Linked DNA regions of Homo sapiens: region 2 is linked to region 1. The links are chromatin contacts, found by Hi-C in ENCODE. All regions are on one chromosome and are shown on one strand. The core of a region is the stretch at or near the end of the contact, and the rest is flanking DNA. Distances in the headings are between cores, read along the strand shown. Region 1 has its middle 28 kb from the start of KCNA6-AS1. Region 2 has its middle 50 kb from the start of KCNA1.

Region 1 (5,451 bases), core at 1,231-3,730:
AGATTGGCAGGAGGACTCAGAGAGCACCAGGAATCCCCAGTTATTTTCAGAGCAGTTCCAGGCCCTGACCCTGCGGCCTAAGTCCTGCAAGGAGACAGCAAGGAGAAGCATGAGAGGCTCACGCAATGGGGTGGCCGCAGGGCTCCTGCGAGGGCAGTCCCCTGTCTATTCACTGAGAGGAAAGCTCTTTAGCTCTGTTTGGAAGCATTTTCACCAACTCTGTCTGGAATCTTCCACCCAGGCCCTTCTCCCTGACTACTCCATCCTAGTCTTGTGAATCCAGACCCCAAATCCACAGACCTTGGAGTTATACACTAAGGGCTGGACTCAGGAGTGGAAGAAAGAGCAGGTCTAGGGGAGTCTCCGAGGACACCGCAGCCTGTTACTGTCTCTGCCCAAGTCACTCTGAATGGCTCTCCTCTGATTCCTCCTTTTCCTCCTTCTTCTTTCCCTCCTGGGGAGCCCAGGACAAGATCACCGCCTGGCTGTATCCTCCCTGTCGCAGCGGGAGCCTATCCACCCTGGTCTCCATCTTGTGACACACGAGGTCCCCTCTTCACCCAGGACTTCAGCTTTGCCCTCTTGGGGCTGGCTTCAGGCCCAAGGCATGATCCAAAACTTTCCACAGCTCAGTTTGCAGAGACAAGGGAGTGCCATGGAAAGAGGAGATGCAGAAGCCATCTGAACACAGACGTTTAGGAAAAAGGAAGGAAAGTACAGTCAATTAAACCCACTGCCATGTTGGAGGGCAATGTCATTGTGGCCGCTGGGATGGGAAGATAGTCAGGCAGCTCTGGCCCCGAAGCCTGGGGTGACTGGAGGGAGGAGCATGGTGAGTCCCTCGTATGCTCTCCAGCATGAGAAAGCAGCCCACTCTGCCCTGCCTGGGCACCACGCTTCTCCCAACCTTCCCCAGGTCTCTCCTGATACCCTCTCTTCCTCAGGAAGGTGCCAGCACCCCCACTGCTCTGGCCTGTCCCACCTAACTCTCTCTGAAGTCCCTGTGAGAAACACTGAATGATGTGGCCTCCGTAAGTCCTTTAAAAATAGACTGTGGATCCCCTGAAAAAAAAAAAAAAGTCCCTGTCTAAAAATAGCTCTCAGCATCTAGGGGAGAAAAAAAGAAACTGCAGCAAAATTCAACTGGAGCAGTGACTTTCCTGTCTCTGATGTTCCGGGTCAGCTCCAGCACTGGAGAAGGCTGCGAGGGAGACAGGGGAGGAGAGGGTCCTTCAAGGACAGAGGAAGGATCAGAATCTCAATCTGCAGCAAACACCTCTCTCCATTCCCTGACTTGTGGTCATTGGGCCCTGCCTGGTCCAAGCAGCCAGGCAGTGCTCAAGACAGCAGCACGGAGCAGCAGATCCCTGGGTTGGCAATAGGAGCCTTGAAGAGTGGCCGCAGGGATCCAGGGATGGAGAGGCCTCCCAGGCATGGGTGCACCGCCCTGCAGAGGCCCTAAGGATGTGTACTCAGTGGAAGCTGGAGTCAGGACCAGATCTGATGCTGAAAGTACCTGTGAGCCAAATAGCTCGGAATGACTAAGGGGTGAGGGAGATGCTCTCTCTTGAAGAGCCACTGCTTCTGCATTCAACAAAGGTGAAAAGGAACCCTTTTGGGAACTGTCACTCAGAAAAGTCAGAACTCCTATCCAGGACTTGAGTGCAGGAGAAGGGGAGCCCCATGGACTTCTTTGTGTAAGATCCTTTCTGTGGCTGGCAGTGAGAGAATAGCATAGAGACATGATTTTACCTGCTAAAAATGTTTTAAGGAATATGAAAAGGATGCATACATACACACACACACACACACACACACACACACACACACACACACACACGCTTTTCAATTATGAGAGACAGGGTCTGCTTATTTTGCTCATGCCAGAAAACTATCACAGTAAGCTGGAGAAAAGTCAGGCTGCAGCTTAAGAAGGAAGACTCCTGGTCCCTCTGTTTAGCTGTGATGGGGGCTCCCTCCGAACAGTGAGTTGCATGTGTTGGTCACAGGGACAAGTGAATGTTAGTAAGCTAATGAGATCATTTTTTGGAACTATACGCCAAGTCCTCAAACTAAATGTTTATAGCTAATGTTTTGTTATGATAATTTGCCATTGAGGTGTACACCCTCATGCCCACAAACACACACGTTATGGAAATTTGTTCCTCGAATTAATACCTATGCAGCCCACCATGGATTCTGCACGTCCCAACATCACCTGGGCTCATATCTTATCTCCGAAACCATTAGAAGGCCACTGTCATGCCGAGAAAGGGAACAGAGTGGTTTTTAGGGACTGAAATGCAAGTCCCTGCGGGATCACTTGTTAGAGATTAAGCTGTTTCCAAAGCTGTGGTCCTGGGAAAGAGGCTTAATGAGGGAGAAAGAGGCAGGGACGCCACGGACCGGTTAGGCGGCACGTTCCTGCTCAGCAGGCACTGTGGCTGTTATGCTGCCCTCTGTGGCGGTCAGAATATGCGTGTCCCCAGAAGACAGCAGCTGACAGGGCATGCGGCAGCACTCACAAGAGGTCATGACCCATACTTGTTTGCAAGTTCAAGGCAGGTAAAATAACCTCTCAGTCATTTTTGTCTTCTTAGCCCCAAAACCTGCTTTCCTGTCTTTTTCTCCCTTAGGAATTACTCTGCCTCCCCCACCCCAAGGGACCTCATCCTGACCTATGCCACAACATTCAGGGTTGACAGCCACCTGCAAGCTGGCCAGTCCAAACCCCAGGCATGCCTCCCCTTCTCTCCACGACGCTCCTGGGCAGGGAACATCTGGGTCCCGCCAGCCCAGCCCTCCCTTGCTGGCATTTTGCCCAGCTCCTTTCCCTCTCTCCTGAGCTTACTCTATCTGCAAAGCCAGGAGAGCGACCTGTGTTTCTTCTCATACTACAGGTCACCCGCGGCATAAACGGCTTAATGTGGATGTACTTTAAGGAAAGGGAGGAAAACCAAACAACTTAGAAAATCAACCATCCCCCCTCCCTGCCAAGCCTTGGTTCTCGACGGTGTCTGTGCACATCAAGATTGCAGCGATGTGCGGGGGCCTCGGGCACGCAGTGTTGCAGTATTTTCTGAAAGGCTTTGCTCGCTCTCTTCAGTACTTTTCCTCTTCTCACAGCCTGGAGCCTGCAGAGAAATAGCCCTGGTTCCCCCTAGTGGCAGAAGCTCATAGCGCCGACCTGGGACACTTCCCACGATCGTGGTAATTAGCCAGTAGTTTAGTTACAACCACACTCTCATTAACTAACAGCGGGAGAAGAGACTGTCCCTGTTTCCTTGGAGACCTAGCAGCGCGTGCTTCTATTGCATTGACTGTTCCTGTAAGCTCAAAAGCCCCCAGGTTGTTATCGCATAGTGTTTACTGCATTGGATGGAGACCAAGACCTGGTAACACTGTGTTCCCCGCCGGTGCTTCTCAAAGTGTGGTCCTTGACCTATGCATCAGCATCACCTGGGAGCTGGATAGAAATGCAAATTCTCAGGCCTCTTACGCCTACTGAGTCCATAACTCGGGGGTTCAGAGCCCAGGAATCTGCATTTTGACAAGTTCTCCAGCTGATTCTGATCCACAATGAAGAATGAGGACTGACCTAGACAAAGCATGCCCTGGTATTTTGTTCCTATTAATAACCAGAAACAGCTGGGCACAGTGGCTCACACCTGTTATCCCAGCACTTTGGGAGGCCGAGGCAGGCAGATCACCTGAGGTCAAGAGTTTGAGACCAGCCTGACCAACATGGAGAAACCCCATCTCTACTAAAAATATAAAATTAGCCGGGCGTGGTGGCACATGCCTGTAATCCCAGCTACTCAGGAGGCTGGAGATTCGCTTGAACCCGGGAGGCGGAGGTTGCAGTGAGCCAAGATCACGCCATTGCACTCCAGCCTGGGCGACAAGAGGGAAACTGAAAAAAAAAAAAAAAACAGAGACTTTTCCCATTAAAGAGCTAAACAAAAGGAAGTGGAAAGATACTTCTTCCTTGTTCCAAGCAATATGTACCCAATATGATTCCAATCAATAACATTTATGTATTGACTGGAATGAGAAATGCCTTCTCCCAGGTTTGTCTCTAAGGAGATTCCCCTACTCCCCCCATCGTCATCCACTTCGTCATCTAAACCCGCCTTGGAATGGAGTCACTGAAGCATCTCCAAGAGATGAAGCAGTACTTGGAAATTAAAAGCAGTGAGGACTCTGTCACCAGCAGGCGAGGTGGCCTCACAGAGCCCCCTGAGCTGGCACCGGCTGGCACAAGGTAAGCAGGACCAAAAAAGAAACCAGACACCAGGCAAGTGACTGTTGACACAGGAAATGTAAGCCTTAGCCCTGTGCTTGCACTTTTCCAGCCTAGTGCTGTGAAATGCATAAATTACTGTCAACATTGTTGAGCTCAGAAGGGCTCAGCATCACTTTGATGAGTTGACTGGTTCTAAGAGGCCAATCTCATTTTATTTTAACCAGTATTTTTTTTTTAAATGCTTGCTTATGTGGGAGATGGGGGCCGCTTTTAATATGCTTCAGACTGCGGAAAGTAGCAAGTTGGTGACAAATGACCCATAACACAGGAGGAAAAACTGAACGTACCACTGTCTATTGCAGGAGGAAACCTGGAGATCACCTAAATCAACTTCCCGCTTGCCAGAGGGGGAAACCAAGGCCCTGAGTGGAAGACTGACACCAGAGGAAAAAGGGTTGCATACAAGGTCACCTTCCATGTCTCCCCTCCTCACTCCGGGTCCAGTGATCAGGTAGGCGTTCAAAATAATTCAGCCTGATTCTTAGCCTGGTGAGATTCAAGAAAATCTGTAAGCAAGTGGTATTTAATTTGACTTGGAAAATCATTTTTCCAAAGGACACCTGATCCCTTTGCTGTGTTATATCCTGGTCCCTACAGATAATATCCCTCCACAGAGCACACTGAGCCAAAGTTCCCAGGGCGTCCAGCCTCTGCGTGGAGTTTCCAGGAACACTTCCTGCTGCTTCCTCTACGACCTCTTCCTGGAAGTTGCAGGCACCCATAAGCAAGGACTCTCTAAGATGTCCACTTGCTTTCACAGGCCAGGAGATCGGGAGCCTTTGAGGCCTCAGCTCCCCTACATCTACTTGGAATCCCCGAGCAGCCACCTTTACTTCTGCACCCAATACCTCCGGCGGAGTGGGGCAGAAGGGCAGGTGATTGCCCCTTAACTGGTCATCCAGCCACATCTGGACGGCTGGCCGCACCTCTGTCAAAGGGGAAGAGAATCCGGCAGCCCCTTAGGAAGGCAGTGCTGACTCCTAGCCCTGAGTAGGTTCACACCGCAGGCTGGGTTGGTCCTTCCCTGTGAGCTCTTCCAACAGGCATGGCTTACCCCAGGGCAGCACTGAGCGTCTAGGGAGAAATATTAAATACAAGTGGTGATGTCTCCCTCTAGTGGAGAGTAGTCAGAATGCGAATGTGGC
Region 2 (5,196 bases), core at 1,322-3,821, 100 kb before region 1:
GCTGCCTGTCCGTGTCCCAGCCAGGATATGCCTCCAAATACTGCTAGCTCTTTAGAGACGGCTGAACTTGAGCCCAGCCCAGCAGTCAGGCACACGGGTCCTGGCCCTCAAGCCCCAGACTGAAACAGGCCCTACGCAAGTGAGAATCGAATGCAATTTGAAAATACACACCAGCAGATCCTGCTCTGTGCTTAGATGACGCAGCCGGTCTCCTGGATGAGTTTGGGAAAGAGAGCAGAACAGGGAAACTTAAAGAGCAGATCATTCCAAGCACATTTCTTTTTGGCATTAGGAAGTATTATATGGTTTTTCATTATTTTCTTTTTTTAATTGGAGATTAGCTTTACTTTTCAGATTATGCCTCAAAAACGCAAGTCTGGCTGAGTCTTTCCTCTGCTCACGGTTCTTCAAGGGCTCCCCATTGCCACAGGGGAAGCTGTCTTTACCTGGCCTCTGCTCTCCAGCTCTACCCAGCAAAATGGACCACTGGAGCTTGATTTTTGGTCTTCCCAGAATGCCCTGTCTTCACCCCTTTCTCAGGGAATAAAAATCCTCTTTTCCTGGGGAGAATCTTCCCTCTGTGGGACAAGAGTGCTGACTCTGTGCCTTCACTTGCCCAAGGATAGGCCTGGGCTCAGAACTTGCCAAAGCTTGTCCTTCCTCCCCCAATGGCTAAGAGGGCCAGTGACCCCAGCAGTATCATGTTTTCATGAGATTTGTCATCTGGGGACTGGGACAGAAGCATCTGTCTTTCTCTAGATCCACTAGTTAAATGGAACACATGAGCCTAATACTCCAGGAACGACTCCCCTTCCTCCTCTTCCCCACCTCCATCACCCCACTTTCCATAATGGAGAAAGCCTGCCTAGGAAGTAGATGCCTAGGAGACAGCAAGCTCAGACAGTCAGAGAGACAGAAACCTGAGGGTTAAATGTGGGTGCCTGAAGCCAGTCACACCTGGACCTCTCAAATACTGGAGACAACAAATTTCTTTTTTCATTTTTTCCTCTTTAACTCCTTTAAGTTCAGTTTCTACTATTTGCAATAAAAAAGAATTTTTAGTTCTTCAATGTACCTTGTCATTCCCGTTCTCAGTGGCGCCCCTGCATGCACTGTTCCTGCTGCGTGTAGTGTCTGTGCAGACTGTGTCCACCAGATCTAGCCAAGAGTCAAATCAAGGGCCTCTGCCTCTAAGAAGCCTTCTGTCCCTGCCATTCTGCTGGCTGCTGGGAAGCTGTATCACTGCAGATCTTTCTCACTGAGCAGTGATTCCCCAGCAAGTGCAGATACCTCCTCCCCTAGACTCTGTGCTCCCTAAGGGAGACAGCACTGTGTTCATCATATCCTTAGTCCTAAATGGAGCACAGGAAAGAAGAGCTCCCAGAACCAGAGGGACAGCTGTGTGGAAAGAGCCACCCAAAAGGAGCTGTAGCCTCGGGGAGAAATATGGCCAACCAGCAATGACCTGTGGGGAGGGCCAGGGAATCAGACCCAGTGCCATGCTCCTGCTGCCTGTCTGGAGGCAAGGTGGCCCAGGGCTGCATTCCTTACCACTGCAGACGGAGGAGCCTGGAGAGTGAATCTAGAGAAGGAAGGGGAAGATACCCAGCCCCCGAGCCTCCTCTCTAGAAGGGATAAGAAGGCCTCTAGAGGGGAGATAGAGGGACTCTCAGACCATTAGGTACCCAAGGCCCAATAACCTCCTTCGAAGATATTTATTTTATTAAACTCTCCTTAATTACCTCATTTGAGTGTGGTATTTGTTTCCCACCTGCACTCTGACTGATACTTCTAGATATTCCGGTGTTCCCTCCCCAGCCCACCCAGCTGAGGCACCTCACTTTGAAGAGACATGGCTGGTGATGCCCAAGGCGGGGCAAAGGAGGCAGAATACTGAGAGCTGATTGAACCAGGAAGAACAAGAAGCCTCAGTGGCCTGCACAACATCACATAGCAACAGAGCTAAGAATAGACCTCCGGCCTCCTGCCACCCACCCAACCGGAGCCTCCCCTCCATTCGTGCATGAGAGCACACAACAGGGGACTCTCACTAAGAGACCCCTTCTTCCATCCTACTGGAAGCTACTACATTTCATTAAGCTAATGAATGTTGTTCCCGAACACAGGGTTATTTGGGGGTGTCTTTTAGAGGCAGAAGGAAAATCTGAGCAAAACAAGCAAATCTACTCCTCCAAAGGAAAGCTGCAATCCCAAGCCTGCCTTGGGCAGCAGTGGGCCTGGGGGGGCACATGTTGGCTCAAGGGTCTCTGCCTCTAAGAAGGCGGAATTACGGATATAATCAGCAGCCGCCCAGCAGCCCTGCCAGCCCGGGCCTGCAGTCCATACTCAGCAAGGTGCCCCTGCAGCCACACCTCCCCAGCTCTCTGCCGCACCAACACTGCGGAAGGCATGCTGGGCTGGGAACCCGAGGGCTGGGCTCCAGTCCAGCTCTGCCACTAGCTAGCTGCGTGACTTTGAGCAGCCCACTTTCCTTTTCTGGGCCAAAATTTTCTCCTCTGTAAAAGGAAGGCTTGGAATTCCGGCCTCTGAGAGGACTTCCATCTCTATCTCTCTACGGTTTTACGACATCCCAGCCGTGTTTCTCAGCATTTGGGGCACGACATTCCTTTCCAATGCAGACTGAAAGCTGCATGGCAGAATGTTTTGTATTCCTGGGCTGGCATCAATGTCACGGTGATAGCCCCAAACCTTTCTACTCATTTTCAGTCCCCCCCCGCAGGAGGGCAGCTCTGCCCTAGATAAAGACCTCATACAGAAGGAGCAGAGAGGTTTGGGAGGCAATGTCACTTTTCTCTGCAACTCCTTGGCCACTCCTTCAAGAAAAATAAGAATGCCTTTACATCACTCCAGGAAAATGCCCAAATAATTCACTTCTATTGGTATAAGTTGAATGTTTATGCCCCCTAAAAATTTGTATGTTGAAACCTTATCCCCTGTGTGATGGTATTTGGAGCTTGGACATCTGGGCAGTGGTTAGGTCATGAGGGTAGAATCCTCATGACGGAGATTACAGCAGTTGTAAAAGAGATCACAGAGAGCTCTCTCACCCCTTCCTCCATGGGAGGACACAGTGGAAAGACGGCCATCTATGAATCAGGAAACGAGCATGTACCAGAACTCTACCATGCTGGCACCCTGATCTAGGACTTCCCAGCCTCCAAAACTGTGAGAAATAAATTCACAAGCCATGGTATTTTATTATAGCAGCTGAACAGACTAAGGTACCTACGCAGGCAGGTTATCTCAGGAAGTTGCAGTGAGTGGGGTAGTGAGGTCTATATTTTGGATTTAATCCCCAAGGAAAAAAGAATTTGATTCCATAGCATCCAAAGACATTACTAACACCAGTCAACAAAATGTGATCTGTGGTTTCCGAGGAGGGTGGATGTAGAACATTACTCATCAATCAATCCAACTGTAAAAACACTAACTCAAAGACCTAAAGACTAGAACTAAAAAGATATTTCCTCCCTAGAGCATTCCTACTTTTTCAAATGACTTCATATGCATTTTCCAAATGGAGCCCTGCTATGAAGCAGGGAGGGCTGTTCTTGCCAGCCTTGTTTGGAAGTTGGCATGTGTCCAAGTTCCTACCAGAACCTTAGCCTTGTGAATCCCAGCTTTTGGCTTGCCCATGGTTTCAAGGAGAAGAAACACAAAGGAGAAGAACAGCCAAGTCGTGGTGGGAAGCTGGGGAGCAGGCCTTGTAACTTGTAACTGAAATTTGACTCAAATGGAATACCCCTTATAGCTCTGGCCTGCAGGGGGACAGACTAGACTGGACAAGGGCGGAGTGCAGACAGCCAACCTCACGTCACGTCATAGCACAAGAGGACCAGTGGCTCAGCAAAGTTGGACTTGAAAAGAAGGAGTGGGCATGCGTGGGAGTGGTAATGGAGATGCAAGATTACCTAAGGCTGTTTGAGGGGCTCCCTGGAGAGGTGTGGGACCCTGTGCAAAATCAGATCTGCATGAGGTAGGATTGGGAAGGAAGAAGAACAGGACTTGAATTGCATTTAGTCATCTCTGGTGTGTCCAGGTAGGAATAGAAGCTACCACTGAGAATCTCTCACCAGTGGAATTCCATTCGGGAGCCATCAGGAAAGAATGAACTCTTAGGAGGAGCCCTAGGTGGAAGCTCCTCCTTCTCAAAGTCCGAACACCATTGCTTCCCCAGCCTACCCCGGGCCTCCATAGTTATGGCCACTTGGATCTGAAAGTTTGGGGTTCTAGCCCTGAACCTCTCTCAGACTCCAACTTTAGCCCTGAGATTATTGACTGACCTCTCTATCCTCATTCTTCCTTTTGACAAAAATCTCTGCAGTTCAACATGGACAGATAACACAAAGAAAGAAGACTGATGTCCATGGAGTCAGTGAGCTTATGATGAAGCCACGGCTAGCATGCATCATCGCTTCAGTCATCAAAAATTCATTAAGTGCCCATCTGCAAAAGGCACTATACTAATTCTCCTAGAAGGAGAATGTCAATATGGCTTCCTTGTGCCCTGCCAAGTTTTTATTAATGTGCTTATTAGGTGAGAAATATCTACTTCCCTGTGTTTAAAGAGGAGACTGAGAAAATACAGGAATCCTAGCTTCCTTCTTACTCCATAAGGCAAACTTTCAAATAATAAGCAGATCCACAGCAGATGGACTGGTTTTTAGCACTCCTGAGGGGGAGAGGATGGAGCCAGTCTGTCTCTGTCTCTCTCTAAATCTAGAGAGAACGTGAGCCAGCGTGAGCGTGAGCATGTCCGCCTGTGTGTGTGTGAGAACTACAGGGAGAAAGAGAAGGGGACAGGGCTGAAGGAAGGAAAGGAGGGAAGAGGAAGGAGGGCCCAGAAAGGAGAAAAAAGAAACAGTAATCACCCAGAGCAGAGTAGAAGAATCACGAGGACAAGGAGGCCAAACAAGGGAGAAGTCAGACATGGAATGGGTGGGGAGAGCAAAAGGGGGAAAAAAAAGCCAAGAAATAAAGCAAAAAAAATAAAAATAAAAAAAATAAATTGTTAATACAGGAACTCATTGATTTCGAATCCATAACTAGACACTTAATTAGTTATGTGAATTGAGCACTTTATAAAAGGAGACCATCAGAAAAGCCAGCTCATTAAACGCTGTGGCAAGATTCAGGACACTAGGGACTCACTTCCGTCCCTGCTACCAGCCGGCA

Evidence for each region. A loop is a pair of places that touch in the nucleus more often than their neighbours do. Pooled maps may share reads with other maps.
Region 2: a loop to region 1 is called in a map of GM12878, with 2.9 times the contacts of the local background. The contact joins two enhancer-like sites. A Hi-C loop is called at or near these places in 3 of 168 maps with a recorded cell type or tissue (Caco-2, GM12878 and breast epithelium), 19 of 37 single-sample maps with no recorded cell type and 13 of 50 pooled maps.

What each region holds. Positions count from the first base shown.
Region 1 is chr12:4,855,605-4,861,055 of GRCh38, reverse strand. No RefSeq gene overlaps it. Among named protein-coding and RNA genes, the nearest start is that of KCNA6-AS1, 28 kb to the right of the region's middle. RefSeq lists enhancers at 3,039-3,333, 2,862-3,505, 5,361-5,410, 5,421-5,451. Within about 2 kb of position 2,480, at least 3 of the 41 ENCODE cell types and tissues checked have a DNase peak (open chromatin) inside an H3K27ac peak, as active enhancers do.
Region 2 is chr12:4,957,491-4,962,686 of GRCh38, reverse strand. No RefSeq gene overlaps it. Among named protein-coding and RNA genes, the nearest start is that of KCNA1, 50 kb to the right of the region's middle. Within about 2 kb of position 2,571, at least 3 of the 41 ENCODE cell types and tissues checked have a DNase peak (open chromatin) inside an H3K27ac peak, as active enhancers do.